Regions from separate parts of the Mus musculus genome. Here region 2 is linked to region 1. Evidence: chromatin contacts called from ENCODE Hi-C or POLR2A ChIA-PET data. All regions are on one chromosome and are shown on one strand. Each heading gives the region's core, a stretch centred on a gene start or an enhancer-like site at or near the end of the contact. The rest is flanking DNA. Distances are from core to core; before and after follow the strand shown.

Region 1 (5,097 bases), core at 1,163-3,662:
AAGGTGACCCAGTTCTTAGGAGGCACGGCCAGGGTGTGGTAGAAGAGGCCACTGAGTGACTCAGCAGATAAAGGTGCTTTGGGGACAAGCTCGGTGACCTGCGCTCCATGTGAAGACAGAAGGATCTGTGAAGTTGTCCTCTGGCCTTCACGTGCACACCATGGCGTATGTTTTCCCCGCCCTTCATACTATGGATATGAACATGTCCCAGTGTCCCTCATCCTTTCCCGTTCCCTCCTCCCCCAAGGATGGGTCACAGTTTCCAAGCTAATGACAATACCAGGACACAGTGGCCCGGGTAGGGTGGCATAGTACAAGTCGTTACAGAAGGTTCCAGATAAGAGTCACTTTGCCAGGAGGCAGCTCAGCTGGAATACAGCCAGCCCGCAGCCTTGGCCAATGTGCGACCTGGCAACTGGGTCCCTGGCCCTCATCCTTCTCTGCAGCATTGGGAAGGGCGGGTGACCAAAAGAACATACTGTATTGAAGACCCCTGCACACTCCCATGCTACGGATGAGTAAGCTGAGGCTCTGCCCAGAGCCTGGGGTTTCTGGAGGCCTCTGATGCCATGTGACCCTCTGCCTCACTCTTTCTGGCAGCCCCAGGTCTGTGGGGGCTGTCAGGGCTTGGCACTTCTTACCTACCCCTCCCTGGCACCCCGTTACAACATCCAACAGCATTATGTAGCACTGAGCTGAGACGTTGCTATAGCAACACTGGGTATGGTGCTGGTAAGCATAAGATGCTCCATATAAACTTTCAAGACATTGTGTGCTGAGTCTCTGCTTCCCAGGCCAGGGCTGGTGCTCGCTGCCCACCAGACCATCTCCACCCCTGTGATGGATGCCAGGCTCCCAGGATGGGCACATCTGGGGAGGGGAAGTTTTACTTGGGAAACACATATGACAGGGGCTGGGGTGGGGTCAGGATGGTGAGGTGGTTGGTTGTGCTGGGCTGAGTGGCCCATGGGCCTGGTCACTGTGTCACAGAGGGACAGGCTCCTGAGACACCTGTGACTTAACCTGCCAGGCACTACTTGACTCTGGGGACCCCAGGCCTCCAAGTGACACATCTTTCCCCTTGGGCCCTATGGAGGCTCGGAGCCTGGTGCAGCTGCCCGCACATCTGTCAGTTCGAGAATTCTCCAGCCAGATGTCAGGAGGCACAGCTGTGCTCAGGCTCACAGGTACAATCTGCATGGCACACAGTGGGTGTCTGAAAAAAACAGAGATGTGCTCTCTCCCACTCATAGAGGGACAGAGGGACAGGGCGCTGTCTCCTTAGAGAACTCCCAAGTGTATCCTCCTGTTCTCTCTAGGCTCGCAGGGGCTCCAGCACTCCTTGGCTTAAGGACTTGTCACTCTGTGTGGCCTCCCTGGCTCTTCCTATCTCAGAGATACTTCCATTGGACAGCCTGTCCCCCATGCCATGATGACTCCATCCTTATATCTATGTCTACATGGGATTCTGGGGTACATGACTTTGAGGGGACATTTAAGGCAATACACTTGTTCTACCAGATGTCTTCACACCGGTTAGGTGTCTCTTCCTCCTCCCTCTCTGCTGCTGTGACCCATGAACCTCTTGGCTGCCTTCCTAGTACCAAGCACGCCTCTGCCCCTGGGCCTTTGCACCTGCTGTCTGTCCCACCCAGACTACACTTGAACAATCTGAGCTTGTCGCCTGTGCGCCCACGTTGTGACTTTTTGTCCTTGGTTTCTAAAATGTTTCCTGGCATCTAGAATCTTCTTAGATCAGTCTGCAGGCTGAACAGATGATCCTGTGGCTCACACTTCCAGGTGGTGGTGTCCAGGAGCCTCCTCAGTGGTGAGGGAAGGGACAAGAGTCAATAGCATGCTCTTTTCTCTTCGGTCCTGTCTGCTTGGCTCTTGGTCCTTTTATGCATGTGTATTTGTGCTGGAGAGATTGGCTTGGCAGTTAAAAGCACTGGCTGCTCTTGTAGAGGACCCAGGTTCAATTCCCAGCACCCACATACAGACTCACAATCATCTGTAACCTCGGGGCCTTAGAGTTTCTGAGGGTCTCTTGTGATATCTATGCAGGCAAATCACCCATACACAGAAAATACAGATAAATAAATCTAAGAAAAGAGAAAGAAAGGAGAAGGGGGTTAAAAATCACACTGAAAGTCATACCTTCCACAGAGACTCCCTGCCTCACTGGACAGATGGACACTAAAGTTCAGAGGGCAGGGCAGGACTGTGTCTGCTCCATTAATCTAAACTACCAGGGCCGCAACACCCACTCCAGGCCTGCGCTGGCTCCTCTCTCACCTAGGTGTGGGGCCAGCTCTGGCCCAGAGCCTGCCTTGGTAGGAGGGGCCTGGATTCTCCCCTGCGGCAGTCAGGATCCCAGGGGTTAGGACTGGGTGGGCCTCTGGAGCCTCCCACAGCTTTCCTGCATTTCCAAGTTCAACATCACCTTTGCCAGCTGCCAACCCGGTATCATACGACACCCACTCCAGAAACACACATCGCCCTCTGCCATGGTAGTGGCCAGGCTGGGTCTGATGGGGCCTGGTGGGTCCGAGGCAGAGGAGGCGGCCACCCAGGGTGGCCCTGAGCTCGAGGAGCCTTCTGGAAACATTGTAACCAGCCGCACTGCCTGTACTTGCAAACTTTGTTGCAAAAGAAAATAAACAGGTGACTTAATCAGAGTGGTTTGCAGCCCGGCTGAGTAGATAGCTCCCAGCCACCTCCGGGAGGCTGCCTGCATGTAACACCATTCTGTGTTGCTCTGGGGCCTTGTTCTCCATCAGCAGCGTGAGGACTGGGGAGTTGTTTCCTCTTTACATCTGAAGAAACTGAGGCTGGGATACCTTCAGAGTGTCTGTTTGTTCACCAGGGAAGCAAGCTCTGTCACCTTGCTCTTAAAATAGCCCCCGGTAGTCAGTAGCACAGGGAGCCCTTGTCTGCAGCTCCTGGGCGATTGTGGCTTTGTGGCAGAGACGGACAGACCTCAGGAGTGCTTGGAACAGGCCTCAGGTGAGCCGGAGCCCCTCTGATCCAGATCCAAACCCCAAGCCTGGCCTTGGAACAGATACAGAGGGAGATGCGGTCTGGTGATAAACGCTTCTGATGCCAAAGGCAAGACAACCCTGCTCCCTCCCGATGCTTGAAGAGACCAGGAGATAGTGGGACAGGGCTCCTGCCCATGTGGGTCATCCTTTGGTGGGGTGAAAGGTAAAAAGGTTAGAGGTTGGATAATGGTGGGTTAAAGCCTTCCACTCAGATACTGTGGAGTAAGTTGGACGCTGGAAGTGGGCAGAGATGTTTCCAGAGGGTACTGAAGGAAAGTGGTGGGTAGCCAGTCCACAGCAGGGTCTGAAGTATGAACCCAGTCTGAGGATCTTGCTGTGGGGCCCCACCAGTTCTGGAGGCACAGCTGGTGACTGAGTGTGACATCCCTGAAAGAAGCCTGGTCCCCCGCTGTGCTCCAGGTGTCATCCTGTTTCATGTGGCAGTTTCCCCCTGCCTCCCCGTCCCGACCCCCCCCCCCCCGCACTATAAATGGACAACGGTGGGGCCGGCCATCCAGCTGTATGGCCGAGCATGGAACAGTTGCCAAGGCCAGCTAGTCTGGGACCTCACATCCAACCAGGAGCGCTCAGTGCCACCTGGTTCCTTTGCATGGGAATTATGAAACCACATGGAGGCGCCACTGAGCATACAGAGGTCTGTTAAAGCAGTGACCAGCAACTGCTAAATTCTGACAAGGACTTGGAGATGCCCAAATCCTCACCTACTCTTGGGTGGGGGAGGAGGATATGGGGAGGCCCGGGGAGAGTTCCAGGGGAGTCCCAGATCCGAAAGCCACCATGCAACCGAGCAAGTCATGGGGGTGTTCCCAAGAGAGTGGACATGCTCACCTTCTCAGGCACCAGAGCACTATCAGTCACTGGAGAACAGTCACTCAGGGAAGGGAAGGCAGCACAGAACCCAGCAGTGGAGGACACACACGACTCAAAAACAGGAAGCCAGACACGGGAGGCCACCCAGTGTGGGACTCTTACCAGTCTGATGTGACCAGCACCCAAACCCAAAGACAGCCGATGGGAAGGGGGTGCTGAGTCACTGCTGTGGGTTTCGTCTGGGGGATGATGGAAAGTCTTCAGATGCGGGTGATAGCTATATGACACTAAGTATACACCATCCTGCTGAGGTGGGGAGAGTCAGTGTTTCCTATATGCAAATTCTGAATTCTGTCTGAGCCACGCCCCCAGGCCCTTAACTGGAGGATTCTAGGAAGGAACTCTACCAGTGAAGCCGACTCCACTCTTTTTTTTTTTTTTTTTTTTTTTTTCTGGGATAGGGTCTTGTTAAATTTCTCAGGCTGGCCTTGAACTTGTGCCTGCCTCAGTCCCTTAGAGTAGCTGCATTGACAAGCCTGCGCTACTCTGCTGGACCAGGGAGCACCAGACACTGGTTCCCCTGGCAGATCTGCTTTTGCCTTCAGCCTTCTTTTCTGTCCAGGTCCTCAAGGGATTGTGATCATGGATGTCTTTTTATTTGGTGAGAAACAGGGTGAGACGATTTCTGCTGGCACGCACTTAGCCTGCCGTGGCTCTCCACCAGAAATCGAATACTATGATCCATTTTGGGGGGGGGGGGCAGTATTTTTAAGTCCACTTTAAAAAAAATCGTATTAATTTTTACAGGAGTAGAAAGATGGGCTGCCTGTTCTACATAACATCTTTTATTCAAAAAATGCTGTCCTAGAAATCAAGACTGTCCCAGCTTATGTGGCAAATGGCTGCCATTGGCCTATCATTCCTACTGGGGAGAGGCAGGAACCTCCAGCAAGTGATCTAGCATCTCTGTTTCTTGGTCGCCCTGTGCATGCAATGGAGGTCACTTCTAGAACTGAATAAGGGCGTGGCACCCAGATACTGTGGGGGGTCCAGTCATCTGAAGCTGATCTTGCCTGGCCATCTTGCCTCCAGCCTCCTATGTGCTGCCGACCACAGAACAGCCCATGCTCCATTGTTCACAGACCTGCAGTGGGGTGGGTGGGGTGGGTGAGGCTAGGTGGGACCACCTGTGGAGGCCTCTGCCTGGGGCTGGAAGAACCGCTTC
Region 2 (5,097 bases), core at 651-3,150, 180 kb after region 1:
GCTACACCTAACAAAGCTGGGGATTTATTTTATTTCATTTATTTTATGGTTTTTCGAGACAGGGTTTCTCTGCATAGCCCTGGCTGTCCTGGAACTCACTTTGTAGACGAGGCTGGCCTCGAACTCAGAAAACCGCCTGCCTCTGCCTCCTGAGTGCTGGGATTAAAGGTGTGCGTCACCACACCCGGCAAAGAGTTGGGAATTTTTGAGTACCTGCTGTATACCCCCATGGAGGCTGAGTCGCCCTCCGCCCACCCATGTGTCCATTACACAGGGGAGGGAGGGAGCCCCAGAGAGAGACCCAGGCACTGGCAGGACCTAAGCATAGGACAGAGGCTAAGGGTCACTGTTTCCCAGGAATAGTTCTGCACAGATGGTCAACCTCTGCCTGACTTGAGAACTAGATTTCTTCCTACCCGTAGCCAGAGGATTCAGGGAGAAGCCAAGGTTGATGAAGGCCAGAACTCAGGTTATTGACGCCTCTGGCTCCTTGCATCTCCAGTGGGGCTCTCCAGGCTGGTCTACAACACGTCAGCTGTTGCTAGTGGATTACTACCTGGGCTGACCTCCACCCTGCCTGTGAACAGGATGGTTTGGTGTTGTGCAGTCCGGGGGTGCTGCACAGAGTCTGGGGGTGCTGTGCTAGATCTAGGGGTAGTGGGTGGGGCCTGGATTCTGTGCGGGGTCTGGATGCTGTGCCTAGGTCTGGGCTGCTATGTTGGGTCTGCAGGTGCTGTGCTGGGTCTGAGGATGCTGTGCGGCATCTGGGCCCCAGGATGCTACAGCTGTGTGTCCACCTCTCTCGCGCTTTTCCTCAGCTCAGTAGCCTGGCAGTGGAGGCTGAGGCCTTTGTTCTCTAGAATCAGAGGCAGTGATGGGCCTATGGTTCTTGGTAAGGCTGCCTTCTCCCAGCCTGTCCCTGGTCAACAGGCTGCTGGGGTCGGTGGAGGCGTCTCTACCATGGAATCCTAGTCTCACCTGGGAAGTGGCCCCAGGGTCGCTGCTGGCTAGGCCTCTCCGGAGTTTTATGGCAAACAGATAGATGACAGATGGACAGCTTTGTTGCTTTAGTGCAGGATGGAAAGTTAGACCGTCTCCCCAGTGATAGGCTTCTCTGGAACCCATATGGACCGGTTTTTCTCTGGCCACACCCTTCGCTCCAGTGCGACAGGTGCGTGCGTGCATGGTCACTGTTACCAGCTTTCATCTGCAAAGAGCAGAGTCCAAGAAGGGCTGACTGCCTTGTGCATGGCAATCATAGAGGTGGGATTCAGACCTGGGCCTGCCCCTCCCTAAGCCTCAGGCCTCTTGGTCCACTAGGTGAAATGAATTCCCAACTCCGTCTCTCTCTAAGACGGAGCTGGGAATTCTCTGGGGACTCTCTCCTGCTCCGCTGTGCTAGCCATGATGTGACTGTGTGGTCCCCGCAGCCCCTGTACACACAGCTTCTTGCTCATTCAGACCTCCCCACATCCAGAGCCCCACACCCAACACTCTCACCCTTGTCCTTGTCACCCTGACCCATCATGTTCCTGTCCATGTTTTCTTGCAACACCTTGGAGCTCCTGAGACCAGGAGTGGGGTGTCTCCCAGCGGAGCAATAAACTCTCTCCAAAATGCTTCCAGCTCATGGGTTCTCCTCTGCTGCTTGTCTCCAGCGTGGTACAGGTGCCCGCACAGTGGCACACAGCGGGTGCGTGAACAGCAGGAGCCAATCAGTTGGATGATCAGCCTTTGGACATAGTGAGTACATTCCATAAGTCAGTTGGATGGAGGGAGTAAGTCAGTAGGGAAACCAAGGTTTAGGGTTCTACCTGTGTTGGGCATCCCTTCCCTGGACAGACAACTCTGTGAGAGAAATCCCAATAGCGTCAGCTTGGGGCCACGGCTTCAGGGTGCCACAGTGGGTAGGGCCAGGGCAAGGAAATAGTGAAGTCCTCTCTCGAAGAGCAGTCCACCAGAGGGCCCTCCCAGAGGGCGGGGCTTCTGCCCAGAGCAAGGAAAAGGCTCCGGGAGACGGACCCACCCACTTCTATTGAAGCCTAGCTGGGGCCAGCTCTGGGGTCCTGCCAGACACAGCAGTGCTTTGTATCCAGGCTCCTACTACAGCCACCAGGGTGGGGGCGCTTTGTATTGTAAATTTCCATGGAGAATTATGTCTTAATGTATGGTAATCCTCGGACCTGGGGGCTGTGCTGTCCTTACGCCTGTGGGAGTCTAGACCGCCCCTGGAGGAGGGCTGGAGAGCGCAAGTGACGTGTGGGGGTCAAAGGGGCGTGTCCTGGAGACCCAGGGATTCCCTGAGTTGAGCTTTGGGGACCCTCTGAAGCAGGTTGTCTGGCCTAGCTTCCTGCTTATTGGCCAGCCCTCCAAGGAACCTGACTCTGGTTTTAGACCAGAACTGGCCTTGGGGCTCTCTGCGTATCAGGTACTGGCTCCTGATCCTTCCGTGCTGGGAGAACACATGACTTCTTGGCTCAGCTTAGGCTCGGAGTGAGCGACGCTGTGCCCCTGCCCTATGGGGGAGCGGGGGTGGATGCTAGGGTGGGTGTCGGGGCTGTGGAGAGATCCAGTGATCCGGCGTTCAGTGGCTTTTTGCTCAGTCTCTAGAGAAAGGGGGACAGCCCGGGAGCTCCCCTGGGAAGAACAAGCCATGTGATCAGATGACAGGTACCAAGGCCCTGGGGCTGGGGCTTGGCTTCTGTCCCAAGCTGTGGATTTTCCTGCTCTTGAATGGTTCTTTGGATATTTATTGGAGTCAAGTTGCTGTAGGGGAGCAAAGAAGCAGAGGAGGCTGTGGGCTGGTCGGATAGTCCAATCTCCCAAGTTGAGCGACTGCTGCGGGTAGGATGCTGATAGGGTGAGTGAGCTCAGCAGGGGAAGAGCAGGCACTGGACATGGGAACCATGAGGAGAGGGGAGAAAGCCACAACTGCTACCACCGCAGAAAGGGAAGAGTACTTTGGGGCCCCTCCCCCTCCCCCTCCCCCTGGCGGTCTCCTGCAGTTTAACCTTGCTCTGCCTTCTGCCCCCTCTCCTCCCTCCTCCTCCTCCTCCCCTCTCTCTTCTTCCTCCTCTCTCCTGCCCCCCTCCTCTCCTTCCTGTCGTCCTCTTCCCCTTCCCTTCCCCCTGCCCTCTCCCCTTCCCTCTCCTTCCCCTTCCCTTCTCCCTGCCCTCTCCCCTTCCCTCTCCTTCCCCTCCCCCTCCCCCCTTTAGCCCCACCCCTGCCCCCTTCCCCTCCTTTCTGCCTCTCTCCCTCCTGGCTTATTCCCCTGCTTCCTATCTCCTTTTCCTTCTTCCTGCTCCCTCCTGTGCACTGCCCGCCCCCTCCCCCCACCCCCTTAAGTAGCATCTGTTTCAGAAGCCAGGAATTGGCCTCTACACACACTTTAGCCATCTTCCCCATCCCTCCCAGGAAGGCTGAATCCCCCGCTGCAGAAGTGAGGGGGCCTGGCAGGGTGTGTATGTGTGTAAGACACACACACCCCAGCATTCTGCACCAAGACTGCCTGCACCTTAGTCCTGGACTAACTGCCTCTAGGACTGAGGAGGGCACCCCTGCCATGTTCCCACAGGTACGTGGTGGCCTGTGCAGGAAGCCCTCCTGTTATCTTCTGGTCCCTCCCTGAAGGACCAGACCCATTGCTAGAGGGGCAGGCGATTTTTGGAGAAGGGGGTGGTGGTATTAGGTGATCAGACCCACGGCTAGCCAATGAGCTCAGCTCTGCCACCAAGCTGCCCTTTTGTTGTGTATTTTGAGATTGAGTCTCCCTGGAGTTTCCCAGATTGGCCTTTGAACCTACTATGGTCCTCTTGCTTCAGCCTCCCAAGCAGCCTGAGCCACCACAACCTCATACTTGGAGGGAGGGACCAGTGTGGGGGAGGTACCCTAAGTTCCTGAAACATAGGCAAGTTGACTGCCAGGAGATAGGGAGGCCAAATTGCCAAGCCGGGGAAGGTGGTGATAGATGCTAAGCTGAGACAGGATGAGAACTGTTCACCCCTAACAGGCCTGAGCCCCGTAGCAATGGTCGAGAAGGGCTGGAGAAGAGCTTCCCAGAGTGTGGAGAGATCCAGCAAGCCTTCCATGGGAGCTCCACCAGGCTGGGGAGGAGACAGGGGACAGGGGACTTGTTGCTCTTGGCTACATATTGAAGGACAGGCACCAGGGACACTGGTGCCTGGATCTTTCTGAGCCTAGGGCAAATGAGACTGATTTCTTGCCTAGTTCTCCTGCCTGCTTTTCATTACCTCGGCCTTCTAGAGCAGGAAGGATGGAGTCCTGCCCCCTCCCCAGCCGTCAGCCCCCAGAGAGGTGCCCAGCGTGTATAGAAACACAAGCCCCCTGGGCTGTGTTTCCCATAGGAAGGTGGGGCTGGCCTGGAACTCTGCATTTTCCAAGTCCCCAAGAGGATTATAGGAAGCAGATCCTGCAACATGGGCTGTCTAGGGTGGAGATGCCAGGCTTTCCCCGGGGGCCTCTGCTCTCACTCTAGCTGTGGCAGCAAGAGAGGCGAGAACACTCGGTGCCCCCCCACCCCCCAGCCAACAGGAGCCTGGTGTCATCTCACCTAGCGCTCTGAACCTGGCAAGTGTGTGCAGATGCATTTAGCACCCGTGCAGGCTTTGAAAACATTCCCCCTCTTCCCCAGGGTGGCAGCACCCCCTGATTAATGTGTCTCTGCAAGAAGGAGCTTGCCAGCATTCCACATGACCTTGGCTCCCAGCGCCTCTGCCTTCAGGGTGGGTCTCAGCTGCCGAGGTTGGCTGGGGTTCAGAGGTCAGGGAGACCCCCCCTAGCCTTTGAACAGCGAGTTCAGAGTCAGAGGTGGGGTTCTGGGATTCTCTTGGGGGCCCAGACAGTACCAGGAGGACCCAGGCTAAGGGCATTTCCCTGCGTAGCTGGCGTGTAGGGTAGTCTTTGCTCTCTCTGCACGGGTCTCTGCAGACTGACACCTGGGCCAGCGTACCCCAAGTCCAGGCCTCTGTGCTGATGGAAACAGAGTCTGTTCACAGTTCAGGGTATCTGGGACGGGGATGGCCTGTCTCACACCACACCCTTTTCTCTTAATGCCTTCTCCTTCCCTGGATCCCGTCT

Evidence for each region. Hi-C counts contacts between places; a loop is a spot of excess contacts on that map. ChIA-PET counts read pairs that join two places held with the same protein, here RNA polymerase II (POLR2A).
Region 2: a map of CH12.LX shows a loop between it and region 1 (2.0-fold over the local background). The contact joins two enhancer-like sites. A Hi-C loop is called at or near these places in 3 of 37 maps with a recorded cell type or tissue (CH12.LX, gastrocnemius and v-Abl transformed pro-B cells). POLR2A ChIA-PET finds 5 or more read pairs at or near these places in 3 of 5 experiments (Patski and embryonic stem cell).

What each region holds. Positions count from the first base shown.
Region 1 is chr8:120,328,864-120,333,960 of GRCm38, forward strand. It overlaps Gm32968 (a long non-coding RNA gene), which reads left to right. Exons shown (of 3, transcript XR_388103.3): 1 at 1-1,187. It also overlaps a transcript of Gse1 not described here. Among named protein-coding and RNA genes, the nearest start is that of Gm32968, 3.7 kb to the left of the region's middle. Within about 2 kb of position 2,413, at least 1 of the 3 ENCODE cell types and tissues checked has a DNase peak (open chromatin) inside an H3K27ac peak, as active enhancers do.
Region 2 is chr8:120,507,236-120,512,332 of GRCm38, forward strand. It overlaps a transcript of Gse1 not described here. Among named protein-coding and RNA genes, the nearest start is that of Gm51556, 19 kb to the left of the region's middle. Within about 2 kb of position 1,901, at least 1 of the 3 ENCODE cell types and tissues checked has a DNase peak (open chromatin) inside an H3K27ac peak, as active enhancers do.